Linked DNA regions of Homo sapiens: region 2 is linked to region 1. Evidence: read pairs that join two places in POLR2A ChIA-PET (ENCODE). Cell type or tissue: Panc1. All regions are shown on one strand. Each heading gives the region's core, and the rest is flanking DNA. Links, peaks and the distances in the headings are about the cores only.

The links. ChIA-PET counts read pairs that join two places held together with the same protein. Peaks named below come from ENCODE experiments on the same cell type or tissue, not always from the same donor. Only the 100,000 strongest peaks of a DNase experiment are listed, where the experiment ranks them.
Region 2: POLR2A ChIA-PET joins it to region 1 with 11 read pairs; 4 of 35 experiments call an interaction of 5 or more read pairs at or near these places.

Annotation. Positions count from the first base shown.
Region 1 is chr9:111,355,419-111,358,339 of GRCh38, forward strand. No RefSeq gene overlaps it. Among named protein-coding and RNA genes, the nearest start is that of OR2K2, 27 kb to the left of the region's middle. In Panc1, for the core only: no CTCF peak of the experiment used is centred there; a DNase peak (open chromatin) is centred at 1,353; H3K4me3 peaks cover 663 bases; H3K27ac peaks cover 967 bases.
Region 2 is chr9:111,431,722-111,434,642 of GRCh38, forward strand. ECPAS (Ecm29 proteasome adaptor and scaffold) reads right to left here. Exons shown (of 50, transcript NM_001364929.1): 8 at 1,512-1,651. Among named protein-coding and RNA genes, the nearest start is that of ECPAS, 51 kb to the right of the region's middle. In Panc1, for the core only: no CTCF peak of the experiment used is centred there; no DNase peak of the experiment used is centred there.

The DNA.
Region 1 (2,921 bases), core at 251-2,750:
CGAGACGGGTGGATCACCTGAGGTCAGGAGTTCGAGATCAGCCTGGCCAACATGGTGAAACCCCATCTCTACTAAAAATACAAAAAATTAGCTGGATGTGGTGATGGGCACCTGTAATCCCAGCTACTCGGGAGGCTGAGGCAGAAGAATCGCTTGAACCCAGGAGGCGTAGGTTGCAATGAGCTGAGATGGCACCACTGCACTCCAGCCTGGGCAACAGAGCGAGACTCTGCCTCAAAAAAAAAAAACCTTGTTTTTTTAAGATTTATCTAAAACATAATTCAAACAGGCATTACTTTTTAGAGAAGTTTCAGGTTCAAAGCAAGATTGAGAGGAAGGTACAGAGTTCTCATATGCCCCCTACCCTCACACATGCACAACCTTGCCCACTGTCAACATCTTGTACCATAGTGGTAAGTTGGTTGCAACTGATGAACTTACATTGACATACAGTTATCACCTGAAGTTCATAGTTCGCCTTCGGGCTCACTCCTGGTGGTGTACATTCTATAGGTTTGGGCAAATGTACGACGACATATATTCACAACCGTAGTATTATACGGAGTATTTTCACTGCCTTAGAAATCCTCTCTGCTCTATTTATTCACCCTTCCCTTCCCCCAACTCCTGTCAATCACAGATCTTTTTACGGTCTCCACAGCTTTGCCTTTTCCAGAATGTCATATAGTTGGAACCATACAGGATGTAACCTTTTCAGATTGACTTCTTTCACTAATATAAACGTATGTTTTCTCCATGTTTTTAATGGCTTGATAGCTCTTTTTAGCACTGAATAATATTCCATTTTCTGGATATATCAGTTTATTTTATACTTTACCATTCACCTACTGAAGGACATCTTGGTCGCTTCCAATTTTTGGCAATTATGGATAAAGCTGCTATAAATATCCACGTGCAGATTTTGCATCGACACAAGTTTTCAATTTGCCTGCATAAATACCAATGAGCACAATCCAATGGTAAGGGTACGTTTAGCTTTGTATAGCTTTTTAAAAACAACAAATATTCTCAAACTCTATGTCCAGTATGGTGGAGTAACTTCCCAGAAGACTGCCTTGCATATAGAAACTATAAACACTGCATTCAAAACAAAACAAAACAAAAAAAACCCAAACAATTTTCTTAAGGCTCTAGAGTCGGAGTCGGGTAGATTTCGGCGGAGAGCCAAAACATGGAAGGGGCCGGCAGGGGGTGAGTTTTGGGGCTTTGTGGCTTTGTCCTTAGGGTAAAGCACAGTCAGCGTGGCACAGAACGGTGGAAGCTCCCACTGAAAATCACCCTCTCTCCAGCCTGAGGCAGGCAGAGCCCACTACAAAGTAAGGGGAAAATCCTGGATATAAAACAGCAGAGAAGAAGAACCCAAGTTTCTGTGTGTAACTCTGCCCAAGTCTGTGACTAATCTCTGAATCACTTACGTTCACGGCAGACTGCAAAAAGCTCAGCCAAAAAAAAAAAAAAAAAAAAAAGAGCTGAACTGAGATCTGAGCCACCTACCAAAGGGGAGATAGTTGGCAGTTTGAGTTTAACCATGTTCACTGCCTGCTCAAATTGAAAAGCAGCTCTTTGGAGGAACAGTCCAGAGTCTCCACGACATAACATGCACAATGTCTAAGAATGTTGGGTTACAGTCCCAAAATACCGGATATACAAAGAACCAGGAAATGATGTTGGAGGCCTGGGGGAGGCAATCAAAAAAGACCAAAGCCAAGATGATCCAGATGTGTAAGTATCAAATAAGAACTCAAAAGCAACTATAATTATGCTTCATGATGTTTTTTAAAATGTGAGAAAGATTAGAAATTGAAAATTTTAAAAAGAACAAATGGAAACCTTAGAATGGAAAATTAAAATATCTGAAATAAAGACTCACTAGATGGGCTTTAATATCAGAATAGACATGGTAGAGTCAATAAATTTAAAGCGAATTTTTAAAAAATGACTAAGACCTGTGGAACAATATCAAAAGATCTAACATATGTTTAACTAGAGTTCTAGAAAGAGAGGAGAGAGGATGGCACAGGGAAAAAAACATGTGGGTAAATGGCCAAAACAAAACAAAATTCACAATTCAGTAAAATTCACACATTTAGAAATTCAAAAATCGAAGCAAAACTTGAGGATAAATATGAAGAAAAGCACACCTAGGTACATCATAGTCAAAGTGCTGAAATCCAAAAATAGGAAAAATCATGAAAGCAGACAGAAAAAAACTACACACCACATCTAGAGAGCAACAATTTGCTCTGAGAACCTCAGAAATCATAATGGAAACCCTGAAGGCCAAGAAACACTGGGGCATCTTTACAGTGCTAAAATAAAATAAATACTCAAAAATACTGATGTTCAGAAAAGATATTGTATTTGAAGACTGTTCTGGAATCAAAAGTAGCGTAAAAGAATTATACATCTAACCACTAATACCCAACATTGGTCTTAAGAGTACTCTTTTCAAGAATACCCAAACAAACACAGATGTTCCTATTACCTGTTTTCTCACTGTCCTTTATCTTTTTCATAAAGGTTTTTTCAATACTACTTGAATGTAAAAGAAATGTATCATTTTTAAAGGTAAACACTTAAAACTTTGAGAAACTATCGTTTGAAAGGCTGTTTCCAACTTTTGTAGCATTATGGTTCACTTAAAAAAAAAGTTACTCTAGCTCCCTGGCTCCCACCTGTAATCCCAACACTGTGGGAGGCTGAGGCACATGGATCACCTGAGGCCAGGAGTTTGAGACCAGCCTGGCCAATGAGGTGAAACCCCATCTCTACTAAAATGCAAAAATTAGCTGGGTATGTTGGCAGGCACCTGTAATCCCAGCTACTCAGGAGGCTGAGGCAGGAGAATCCCCTGAACCTGGGAGGCAGAGGTTGCAGTAAGCTAAGATCGCACCATTGCA
Region 2 (2,921 bases), core at 193-2,692, 76 kb after region 1:
GCTATCCTGTGTTTGTGCAAACACAACAGATGAAGCTACTTTAACTGCTTTTTGGATTTATCTTCTTTCATAGTTTATAAATATGCTTCTTCTTAGAATAGCCACAATTCCGCTATCCTCAGAGGCATTCTACAATTCTGTTTTAGATATGATTCACCTACATCTTTCCTCAGCTGATTGCTACTAACTAATCCTCAAGCTCCGCCGTTGCTTTTCTTTCATAATACTTGTGGTTTAGAGATTTCAGACAAAACAAACACTTTAGTAAAACAAACTAAAAACTTAGTAGTAATTAACTTCATTCATATTTTGGCAAATATATAATATTCCATAAAGATACATACAGTAATTTACTTAACTATATCCCCATTATGGAAAACTGAATTTGTTTTCATATTTTAACAATGATAGAAAATGATATAATGAACAAATCTATAAAATTTTTCTAAATCTCTTTCTGCTTTTGAATAATTTCCTTAGGATAAATTCCCAGAATATTGAGATAAAAGGATAGAAATATCTTTATGATTCATTACTTATTGCAAACTGCTTTCCAAAACTTCATTTCAATTTATAATGCCAATCAACAGGGTATAAAAATAGCAGTTTTGGCCAGGCGTGGTGGCTCACGCCTGTAATCCCAGCACTTTGGGAGGCCAAGCTGCGTGGATCACCTGAGCTCAGGAGTTCGAGAGCAGCCTGGGCAACATGGTGAAATCCCATTTCTACCAAAAATACAAAAATTAGGCAGGCATGGTGGCCAGCACCTGTAGTCCCAGCTACTTGGGAGGCTGAGGCATGAGAATCGCTTGAACCTGGTAGGTGGAGGTTGCAGTGAGCTGAGATCGTGCCACTGCACTCCTGCCTGGGCAACAGAGAGAGACCCTGTCTCAAAAAATAAATATATAAATAAAAATAAAAATCGCAGTTTCAATAGAAACGTAAATGGGTTTAACCACTGCTACTGGTATCCCATTCATTTATTTTTCATTGACTTCATTCATTTATTTTTCATTGACTTTATTTCTTATACAGAATATTTTCTATAAGTCTATTTCCTATCTGTATCTCCTCGTGTGTGAATTAGAATCTATTCAGCAACTCTTTTCATGAATGTAATTTTCACTGTATTAACCATAATACATACATAGTCTTTATTAAAAGTAATCTCGAATGGTTTGAGACACAGAAAAAAATAAAAATTAGTTTCTTGGAACTGACACTTTTCTTAACATCAATTCTTTAAGTTCATCTACCTAGCCAAAAGTCTCATTGATTGTGATGACATTCCTAACCTATTGCAGCTATAAACAGCATCTCCACACAGATTTTCTTCTCTGTCTTACACAGAATTCAACTCTTTAGCAAACTTGATTACAAACTAGGTATATTTAATAATCTCCTCTAAGTTGAATGCCTCATTACAAAAAATCCTTAAACAAAAAATGTGTCAAGTAAGTTTTTAGAAATGTAGTCCTTTCAATCTTGAAAGTTTACAGGGAAGTAGTTACCTCTGTTTGCTTTTCAATTCCAGGTCTGCTGCCGTTGCCACACTGTGGCGTGTATCACTAGAGGCAATCACCAAGTGGAGAACAGCTTCAAGTTCAGGCACCTGTTCAGCTTCTATGAATTTCACGATTCCCAATTTGCACTGTAGATAAATGAAGGGAAGGAGAAAGAACAGTCAGGGGAGCAAAGGACACCCACTGAAAGTACTGCTTAACATATCAGTGTGGTCACAAGCCAAAGATGAGCAGTAACAACAGTAGCAGCTCCTACTTAGGCTTACAATGTGCCGGGGACTGTACTAAAGCACATATATTCATAATTTCACTTAATCCTCACAATAATAAATCAATCATTATACCCATTTTTTAGCTAAAAATACCGAGGCAAGGCTTAAAAGATTAAGACACTGGTAAACGACGATGGCAGGATTCAAACCCAAGCCTCTCTGACTCCAAAATTATTATGATACACAGCCTCCCTAGTGAGGTTACACAGCCTCTCTAGAGTGATGAAGTCTTGAAGTCCAAATTTGGGGCCTCCAGATAAGAGGGTGGTACACTAGGAATATAGTGCTCCATGGATTTTTCTGACAGTTCAAAAAAGAACTAAACAACTCACATTCCATGGAGTTTCACTCTATTGCTTACATACAAAGGATATGACTTCAAATGTTAGCTACTCAATGCAAGTGAAATTCTAATCAAACAGTTTTCAATTTAATTGACTGGCTGAAATGAAACAGACTAGAGAGATTCTGCTTAGAACTTCATGCAATGTGAAGATGCTATGAATTTCACTACAAATGACTCTATTTAGGATAAATACACCTGAAAAAATAAAGTTTCATTTTCATCTTAAAAAATCAGTCACATAACAGTTTTTACATATACTAGGATTAATAAAGTTTACAATTATTAAATGAGAAAAAAATGCAACTTAAAAAAGCATAACAGATCAAAAAAGGGCCTGCCTTCCCTCCCCTGCTCGATACAACTTACTTTTAACAACAGCTACAACAGAAAAGATTCAAACATTTGTACAGCCACAAAAAGGACACATGGAAGTCAAGTACACAAAGATATAAACTAAACAAAAAATGTGTAAAGAAAACTGAAAATGATACAGATGTCCATCAATAGGAGACTGGTTAAAACATATCACATATAATTGTAAACAAACATTAAAAAGAATTACTTTTTTAAAAATCCAAAATATTATTCAACATAAAAAGCAAACTACAAATAATGTATTACATGACAAGTAGAAATGTATTGTTTAAAACGGTGAACACACACACATGCACAGAGCAAAACTGTAGACAGATGACAAACTAGTGTGACAGGATTCCAGTTAACTTTTTTTTTTTTTTTTTTTTTTGAGACAGAGTCTCCCTCTGTCGCCCAGGCTGGAGT